Linked DNA regions of Homo sapiens: region 1 is linked to region 2. The links are chromatin loops, found by intact Hi-C in ENCODE. Cell type or tissue: ascending aorta. All regions are shown on one strand.

Region 1 (5,000 bases), 240 kb after region 2:
TTGGTTGACTTAGAATAATGGCCTCCAATTCCATCCAGGTTGCTGTGAACACCATTTGGAGGTGAAAGATCTCTACGAGGAAAACTACAAAACTCTCCTGAAAGAAATCATAGATAACACAAACAAATGGAAACACATCCCATGCTCATGGATGGGTAGAATCAATATTGTGAAAATAAGCATACTGCCAAAAGCAGTCTACAAATTCAATGCAATTTCCATTAAAATACCACCATCATTCTTCACAGAACTAGAAAAAACAATTCTAAAATTCTTATGGAACCAAAAAAGAGCTTGCATAGCCAAAGCAAGAGTAAACAAAAAGAACGAATCTGGAGGCATCACGTTACCCAACTTCAAACTATACTATAAGGCTATAGTCACCCAAACAGCATGGTACTGGCATAAAAATAGGCACATAGACCAATGGAAGAGGAGAGAGAACCCAGAAATAAAGCCAAATAGTTACAGCCAACTGATTTGTAGCAAAGGAAACAAAAATATAAGGTGGGGGAAGGGCACCCTATTCAACAAACGGTGCTGTGATAATTGGCAAGCCACACGTAGAAAAACAACACTGGATCCTCGTCTCTCACCTTATACAAAAGTCAACCCAAGGTGGGTCAGAATCTGTACTTTTAACTGCTCTTCTAAGCCACAATTCTGTATACTACAGTTTGAGAGCCTGTTTCTTAAACATATAACGCTTCCCAGCTCACACAGTGTTTTAACCTGTGTTGACTGCGTTTAAACAGCACCGTGACTCTGAGGCAAACACAACACTCTCTCTTTCCTCTTATATACAGGAAACTGCTGCTGAAGGGGAAAGCACCTTCTCCAAGGTCATCAAAGGCTCCCAAACTACAGCACCCACCATCCCTTTCCATTTTCTCTTCTGTTACTGAGTCTTCTTACAGAAAAGAACACTAATATGCAGCCTGTCACAGAATTTGACTTGACTTCCTTTCATTTCTTCTTTCTATTTAGTGGGTGAGTTTTCTTTCTCCTGGTTGGCAGATAGCCATTGTCTCTCTTTATAAATGTTTTTATCTGCTGCCGCTTTTATCTTATCAGACCCACAGTACATCTTCATCTTTCTGCTCCTAAAGATAATTCCTGCTTTGCTATACGTCATCGGTGTCATCTCAGTCACTGCTCAAAATAACGAATAGATTTTTTTCCAGTGTGGAAAGAATCTGGGTGAGCCCTGCTTAGAGACAGCAAGTTTTCTGTGCGTTCACCCTTCTGCACCCACCATGCCCTTTAAGGGACTTGGTTGCACCTTTGAGAGATTCAGAGAACCCATGTCCCTGATATCTTAGAAGGAATGATGTTTAGTGCTTCAGTGACCTGCACACATGAGAGCAAATTGGGAGAAAGTAGGGTGCAGCTGTCTGGACAAGTTGGGAGTGATCTCTCATGAACACCTACAGTTGAGAGGCAAGAAACATGCGGGGTTTAGGGTGGGTTATAGTCACCCTATCTGCAAACTGAATGGCCCCAAAAGAAAGTGAACTCGCTCTTCTGAGAAGAAACATGTACTGTTTGTATTATTTATTTATTTGAGACCGTGTCTCGCTCTGTCGCCCAGGCTGGAGTTCAGTGGCACGATCTCGGCTCACTGCAACCTCTGCCTCCCAGGTTCAAGTGATTCTCCTGCCTCAGTCCCCTGAGTAGCTGGGACTACAGGCACCCACCACCACGCCCAGATAATTTTTGTATTTTTTAGTAGCAGTGGGGTTTTACCATGTTGGCCACGCTGGTCTCGAACTCCTGACCTCAAATGATCTGCCTGCCTCGACCTCCCAAAGTGCTAGGATTACAGGAGTGAGCCACTGCACTCGGCCTGTATTTTTTATTTTCTGTATATTATGATGTTTTGATATCATAAAAAGCCTTTCTAGGTAGGGAGAGACGACCCTTCCCAGGTCTAGCCAATTCTTGGAGACTGAAGGGACCAGTGCAGACTATACCTTTGATATGCAGACTAACCAGTCCAGAAGCTCACCACCTGAGTCTGGCCCAGACACCCAGAGGCAGTATTCCTCTGCCTTAATCACGCTGGGGCCAGGCACCAGGCAACCAGGGACCATTCTTAGAGTTTAGAATCTGCTGAAATTATTCAAACTAGCCAATCCAAGGGTTCACCGTCCCTTGCCTTGCGTTTCCCTCAGAAACCCCAATAAAAGCGTGGTCGGCAGTCCCTTCTCCCCAGCTCTGCTGTTTTTCCCATGTGGCCCTAGGTGCCGTGCCGCCTGTCGCTAGGACCTGTGAGCATAGCAGTGTTGTTTTTTTCGAGTCTTTCCTGTCTCCTCTTGTGGCCACAGCTGGCTGACCATCACATTAAAAGATTACAAAACAAGAAGCATAGTCCCCCACTCGGCCCCCGCCTTGAGGAACTTAGTGGTTTGCAAGAGACATCGGGTTTGCCTGCTAGAAACCATGTGAGTGGAGCCTTAGTGGCCGGGGCTAAGGATGCAAAGGGACTTCTTACATGCCCAGTGACATTGCACAACAATCGCTGTGGGACAGTGAGAGATGGCAGGAGGCGTGGCAGCGGGGGTGTGAGGGTGAGAAGCCAACAGGCTTCACTACCTATTATTAGCTGATTACACAATGCATTGCTGTTTATCTTTTCTTTTAATAAAACTTGCTATGGTACACAGTGGCCGGCACATACTTGCATGCCGGGGCCCAGTTCCCAGGCCTGGCTGCCATCCGGGGTGTGAGAACTCCATTGTGTGCTGCTTTGTGGAGGGAGTTAAATCAGGGCTCCATATCATAGCAACTCAAATATAAGTTTTCCCAAAGGGCAGTGGGCTCCTCTAATGATTTCATCATAGACCAGGGTTTCTCAACCTCGGTACTGTTGTTATTTTGGGCTGAGTAGTCCTTTGTTGTAGGGGGTTTCCTGTGTGCTGTAGGATGTTTAGTAGCTTCTCTGGCCTCTGTCCATTGGATGCCAGTAGCACTCGCACCTTCTCCACCCTGACTCTCAGGAGTGGTGACCAAAATATCTCCAAATATTGTCAAAGTTGCCCCTGGTTGAGAACCACTGACATAGATGAGCAAGAATAATACGTTAATTTCCAGATGCTCTGGGACTCAGGCTCCTTATGAAAATATACAACCTTGTCTTGATGGTCCATGGCCAGAGCTAGTCTGAGATGCCCAAGTTAGCAGAACTTCTTCCTCATTCGTTGAGGTCTCAGTCCCCTTGGGATGGCCAAACAGGGCCTCACCAGAATTATCCCTCTCACCTGCAGCCTGACTTCATTCTGTCCCCCAGGCTGCAGACCCCCATCCAAGGCCTCCTTCACCAGCTCTTTCTTCTGAAGTCATTCCAGGTGCTACCCACTGTGTAGCCTAATGCCCTGCCTCTGCTGGGCTATCTTCTAGAACGGGTCCTTACATGGATTACTCCTGGGGTCTCTCAGCTGCTGTTCCTTCATGGTGCCCACCTTGGCCTGGAAATCGGCCCTTTAAGCTCCTCCAGAGCCCAAGGCCCCGCCCAGCCTGCAGGCTACCTTGTTACACTCCTCCAGGGTGTGTCTCATTGCTGGTGAGCAGCCAGCCCGGTGTGCAGCACTCTGTCCCCGCCACATGTGGAGCATCCTTGGCCTGATATGTGCGACCACCCCATGGATCAAAACTTACCCAGCCATTAGATCATTGAGCTGCTCATTAGAAATCCAGATTCTGGGTTGTACCCCAGGATGGCATGGGGACTGGGAATCTGCTTTCCTACAAGCATCGCAGGTGACAGAGGACCACTGAGGTCAAAAGAGACCTAGAGGCTGAACGTGCTCCCAGCACCTGGGCCTCCATTTCTTCACCAAGGCCTTCCTTTTTGACTCTGCACTTGTTGATGTAAGTTCTAGTCCTGTGTTTCATTATCGTTGTCCTTACATTTATTTTTGAGTTGACAAATCCTGGAGAAATCTGAAATCACATTGCAGACATCAAAGTAGGTTGGACCATGGGGTCAGGGATGGCAGGGGAGGGCCCAGGGTTATAAGTCAGAGCTGCACCTCTAATTCTGCCTCCACATTTGCAGATCACTTCCCCTCTAGGACCCTCCCTCTGCAATTGGTTAAACGGGATTAGACAGAAAGCAGGTTGCAAGAGCTTTTTAAAGCAATGGAATCCTATCCCCTTCAAATGGAAGCTTATTTGAAACTCGAATATAAAAAGCAGTGAAAGCTATGTTTGAAGAGGAGAAAGCCCTCCAAGTCCCACATCCTCAGCCTTCTCTGTGTCCCTTCCTGAGCCTGAGGCTCCACTAGAGGAACCTGGGGGTCTGCAAATGCAAGGTGAGGCCTGTAGGCCTAGTGTCCCTGCCATGATTTTTGTGACTGGCGTGCCCAATGCCTGGCCTCTGCACGTGAGCAACCACGGCTTCCTTTCCCACTTTAGAGTCTTTTCAATGGGAGTGCATTTCCTGCCCCTGGGTACAAAACTCCAGCAGGCCCACACTTGGCCAGTTCACACTCTGCGTGGTCACTTTATCACAAAACACAACCTCAGTTCAACGTGTCCATTCTAAGAGATTAACCAAAATCCAGAACTTAAGTTTATAGCAAATCTTTGCCACCTTTTTTACTGCCACCTCTCATTCCAGGGTCAGAGAGGAGGGAGAAGGCTGTGCTAAACAAGGTGCTGGCAGTGTCAGGAGCTGGCCTCCTGCCTTCTGGGTTGAGAGATATCGAATGCTGCTTTGCCAAGAGCTGCTTTCTTGAGCCCCTCCAAGGTTCTCCTATTTGGACTCTGCTGCAGATCCCTTGCCCTGGTGAGTGCACCTCCATCCCAGGTGACTGCTGGTCACTGCTTCCCCCTACTGAGGTCAAAAGAAATCTAGAGGTTGAATGTGCTCCCTAGCACCTGGGCCTGCCTGTCTTCACCAAGGCCTTCCTTTTTGACCCTGCACTTGCCGATGTAAGTTCTAGTCCTGCATTTCATTCTTCTTGTCCTTATATTTATTTTTGAGTTGACGAATCCTG
Region 2 (5,000 bases):
GGAGTCTTTATTTCTTGTCTGTTTTCCTAGGTTCCCTACGATGCCCCAGTTTTGTGACATAATTTCAGTGGAGTTAAAGATCCCACAGCACCAGCTGCTAGTCCAAACGGGCAGACAGTAGGCAGGCTGTGGTGGAGTGCTGGCGGGAGGAGGTGGCCGGCAGAGAGAACCTCCTCGCCTTGCTAGTTATGTGAGCTTCCTAATCATGTGAAGTTGATTTTGCTGAGTCATCACTGATGAGGGTATGGGTTCTTTTGGTCTGATGATGATGTGAGATACCATGGGGGGCCAGGGTGGATGGGAAGCTTCCTAAGTATGAGTTTACTTATTAAATCAGTTTTCTTCATGACAGCAAGAAAGTTCTGGATCACTGGGAGAATGGAAGAGCACCTGGCGCCAGGATTTAGCAGAGATATCATTTAGGAATCCATCAGGAATGGAAGAGCATGTAGAAAATTAGGGGCATACGGGGGAAAATAAGCTCTGATGTAATCCTGCAGATTTGCCCAGGGCCCCCTCTCCTGTTCTTGGCCAGCTGTCAGGAGGAAAAGGCTCTGTGAATGATGTCTTACTCAGGCACCTGTTTATGGATTTCCATCCTGTCCCAGGGATATTTGGGTTTAAGGAGGGGGGTGAGTGAAACTTTAAAACAAAACAGAACAAAAAACAAAAATAGAGGAATTCCAGGCACCAGGTGGAGATTGGTGGGACAGAGCCCTAGATTTGGTTTTAGAACTCTACCACTGGCTTGATTGGCTTTGGGTGGCTACATTTGCAGAGCTGGGTGGCACAGAGCTAAAAGAATGGGCCTGAGTGGGAACTTGGGCTCTTGTGGACTGTGTGGCCTTGGGCAGGTAACTTGGCCTCTTTGGATTGTCCTTGTTTGTAAAACGAAATTCAATGATAGTTCATAGCTAATACTTTTGTGGGGGTTTAGAGTAGGAGAATGCTTAGTACAGACTTGCCACATAGTAGAATAAAGATAAGCTATTACAGCTTTATAATGTGTTTATATTATGGCTATGTATATTATAGTAACATTACAATAATATCAATTAATGACAGTAATATTAATATACTACAGCTATGTAATAATACCTAGGAAGCTTCCATGGCCATAGAGAGCATGGTTTTAGGTTTCTTCCACTTGCCTGACCTTTCCTACCTGCCATTCACAAACATCAAAGCAGGCCAAGTTGAGGATCTGCTAGGAACTGAGGGCAGGGTGGGCCACAGGCCATCTGGGGAGGGTGCTTGTTCTTCTGGGTAGAATGCTTGGGGAGCCTCCCCTGCTGTCAGATTCTGGGTGGCACCTCTGTTCTTGGCAGGGACAGTCCCTCTCTGGGGCTGGGGAAGGCTGTACAATGGGTGCTCTGTTGCTTGCTGGGACCATGTCAAGGTATCCAACTGGGTCAGAAATGCAGCTACAGAGCTGGGACCCCCTGCTCCAGGTCATGTGTGAAAGTGTGGGCAGAGAGACCTCCAGCCTCCAGGCCTGTTAGCATCTCTGGAAGGACCAATAGGAATCACGTGGCAGGCAGTGTTTCTGGCACCCTGAGCTCTCAGTGGGGTCAACAGTCCTGTGGTACCCCAGCCCTCTTAGGTCAGGCCAGGGATGAGGGAAGGGCCAGTGCTTTGTACCTCTGGTCAGGCAATGGCAGTTTCCCACTAAAGCCCTACGACTTTGACTCTTGTCCCAGAAGTTTTACCACACACTGAATAAAAGTACGACTGTGAAGTTGTTGCTGCCTGACAGCTGGTTGCAAAACTGTGCCTTGCCCAGCACCTGGCACCAGTATTTGGCAGAGATATCATTTAGGAATCCATCAGGAATTTGGTCTCTGGGGTATGAAACTGAGGTGGGGAAGGAGAGGGTGGAGAGGGTTGGTTTAAAGTAACTTTAGCACCTCTTATTGTTTTAAGTAGTCTGCCAGGCAGTGACATTCATTTGGTCTTTTAAACCTGACAACCAAGATAGTATTATAATTATTCCCACTCTACAGGCCAGGAAACTGAGCCTCAGAGAAGCTGAGTGACTTGCCTTGGTGACACATCTGGGGAGAGTAGAGTGAGGATTAAAGCCTGCTGCTGTCTGCTTGAAATTCCCATGCTCTGACCACTCTATGGCACTGCCTGGCTGGACTAACTATTTCCCTATTGTGTTTGGCAGGTGCTGTCATTTCATGAAAGGCCAGTCTAAGTGTCTAGCTCTAGAGCTTTCTTTGGCGATGGGGCGGGCGTGTGTGCACGGGATGTCTGTCCTCTTGCGGCCTGGCTGTCAGGAGCTAAGAATTCAGACCAGGCTCCCTTTACCTGTTCTTCAAGGGTGCTTTTGTTCCTTGACCTCCAGATTTTAGGAGATAAATTTGAGAATGACTCTGAGGCTATAATCTAGAAATCTAATCCCCTGTGAACTCCATTCCTTCCTGGCTATTTAATGGGCTCGCTCTTTCCTTAGGAGGTGAGCTGTGGCCAGGCTTCCACCTGGGTGTAATTAGTATCCTCCACACTTCTCAGGCTCTGGGCTCTCAGAGACCTGAAATTTTTGCAAGTGCTGCCCTCCTCCCTAATAACTGGCTGGCAGTGGTTCATCAGAGCCGGAAGCGACCAGGTAGCACGTCTCACTGCCTCCCTTTCCGTGTCGCCTGGGAGACAAATCAGGCGCTCCACCCACTCCCAGCCCCGGGTTCAGAGAGCTGGAGATGACGGGAGAAAACATTTCTCCATATTTCATTGTTGTGTTTTAATTTATATTCACTGGAGAGTGGCAGATTAGAGGTTGTGAAACTATGAGGGGAAAACAGCTTCTAAAAATAAGTGGTGCTGGCGTGACGGGCCAGATTTGGAAGGAGGGCGCCTTGCATTCTCTCCGGAGGTGAGAAGACTACAGGATAATTATCCCGCGAACGGCGCCGGCTCTCAGTGGAGCAGCAGGGCCAAATGTTGGTGATGCCGTTTCACCCACTCAGCTACAAAGGGGCATTCAAGAGCCCTGTAAGAAATATGTTCAGATTAGCCGGAGGAGATACGCTCTTTTGGAAAACGAATAGCATCAACGTTCTTTCTTTCCTGGCAGAAGCTCTGGCTGTCCTTATGGAGGTGACCGGCTCTTAGAAGAAGTTAAGTAGGCTGAGTGTCGCTGGCTCTAGGGCATCTCCCCTGGCCTGATACCCTGTGCCTGCCATCTTCCCGACCCCACGCATGTTTAAGTCCTAACCCTGTCACTCATGTGACCTTTTAGCAAGTTTCCTAAACATCTCGAGACTCATTTTCCCAGTTTCAAAAATGTGCTGAATAGTAAATCCTGTCTCAGACTGGTTTGAGATTAAAAACAAAATTAAGTATTGCAAAGAACCTAGAATATGCCTAAGGCCCAATGAGTACTGTTTTTTTCTTTTCCCCACAGTATTAGCAGGTCACAGTGAAACTGCCTTTGTGAAATGATGACAGAGAAATCTGACATAGTTGACTCCATCTTGCTTTTAACCTCCAAGCTGTCCTTGGTCATTCCTAGGTGTAGGCCAAGCTAACTTTGGGAGGAATTTAGTTTATAGTTGAACCTTACAGCAAGGATAATAGCCACTCCCCAAACTCAACCACTTTTGCAAAACCAGTGAAAGGCCAGAAGGTCAGGATTATGAAAGGGGCCTGAATTCTGCTAAGATATAGGCAAATTTTCTATCATCCCTTACTGCTCAGGGGTCATGTGGCCAGAGGTCACAAGATTTGTGACTTGCCTAATTGCTTCTGTAGATAACATCACTATTGTAGAGCCTAAGATGGATCTTTTGAGTTGTTTTTTAGACTGACTACATCCGGACTTGAGGCTCATGACTCAGCCAGTCTTGGGGCCCCCACCCAGAGGCCAACTGAGTGCACAAGGACCGTTTTCCATAACCCTATGATTTCATCCCCAACCAATCTGCAGCACCCATTCCCTAATCCCCTGTACATCAAACTATCCTTGAAAAACCCTAACCGCTGAGCATTCAGGGAGACTGATTGGAGTAATAACTGTCTTCTGCGTAGCTGGCTTTGTGTTAAACTCTACTACAATAGCGTGGTCTTGGTGAACTGGTTTTGTCTATGCAGCGAATAGGAAGAACCTGCTGGGTGATTACAACAGCTATTTAATAGAGTGCTCCTGAACCCTGGGAAGCTTGTAAGCCGCCCCCCCGCCCCCGCAACAAAATGAATCCCTAATGGTTGAATTTCAGGCCAGCAGAAAGATGCTTTGGAGAGGTGAAACTTTCTGGTGCTATTCAAATACTACCATGGAGGCAACCATCTGTTCAGCTTATCTGTAAGGTCAGCTCAGTATTGTTGTGAAGTAGAAGGCGGCCCAGAGAGAACCACAATTATTTTTGCAGTTTACAATGCACTTGCAGATGCACACTCTCATTTGGCTCACAGACAGCTTTATTAAGTAGCCATCAGGACCACTTGCCTTTTGCAGATGACAAAACCAGAAGTCAAGATTAAGTTCATTTAGTGATTAAACCAGAACTCCCAAATCCTGTTTTTCTCCCATCCTGAGATGTAATAGGGAATTCATCCCTAGATTGTCAGAAAACACTAGGGTATGGCCCTTTATGGGAGTGGTCTTTGGGTCATGCCAAAGGGAAATACCAAGGGGAAGAAAGGTGCTCATCTGTACAATTCTTTTTACCTTAAGACTGGATAGTGGGAGGCTGGGATTTCTTCACTCCTAAACTACTCCCTCTCAAGACTTGGGCCCTTTGTGCTGAATGCCCCATGCCTGGGCTGTACTTCGGACACTTTTCAGAAAATGGGGCAGTTCAGAGAGGCTGCCCCCAGTGATTCCAGGTTCATATAGGAAAGAAATGAATGTGGGACTAAATATTTTCCTTCCAAGGGGGCTAACTCTGGAGGTGAGGACATTCCTACAGGTTGCTGAGATAGGATAGGCCTGAGAATGACTCTTCCAAACACCTAGCACAGTGCCTAGTGCCTAACAGGGATTGATACATAGCTGTTAG

What was found. Hi-C counts contacts between places; a loop is a spot of excess contacts. Peaks named below come from ENCODE experiments on the same cell type or tissue, not always from the same donor. Only the 100,000 strongest peaks of a DNase experiment are listed, where the experiment ranks them.
Region 1: a loop joins it to region 2, with 6 times the contacts of the local background. A loop is called at or near these places in 1 of 110 quality-filtered maps.

The regions. Positions count from the first base shown.
Region 1 is chr15:58,245,924-58,250,923 of GRCh38, reverse strand. No RefSeq gene overlaps it. Among named protein-coding and RNA genes, the nearest start is that of AQP9, 110 kb to the right of the region's middle. RefSeq lists an enhancer at 2,122-2,622. In ascending aorta, no CTCF peak of the experiment used is centred here; a DNase peak (open chromatin) is centred at 2,523; H3K27ac peaks cover 1,715 bases.
Region 2 is chr15:58,488,401-58,493,400 of GRCh38, reverse strand. The region is part of intron 1 of LIPC (lipase C, hepatic type); the gene reads right to left. The region is part of intron 2 of LIPC-AS1 (LIPC antisense RNA 1); the gene reads left to right. Among named protein-coding and RNA genes, the nearest start is that of LIPC-AS1, 7.8 kb to the left of the region's middle. In ascending aorta, no CTCF peak of the experiment used is centred here; DNase peaks (open chromatin) are centred at 1,742, 2,160, 2,660 and 2,830; H3K4me3 peaks cover 721 bases; H3K27ac peaks cover 2,613 bases.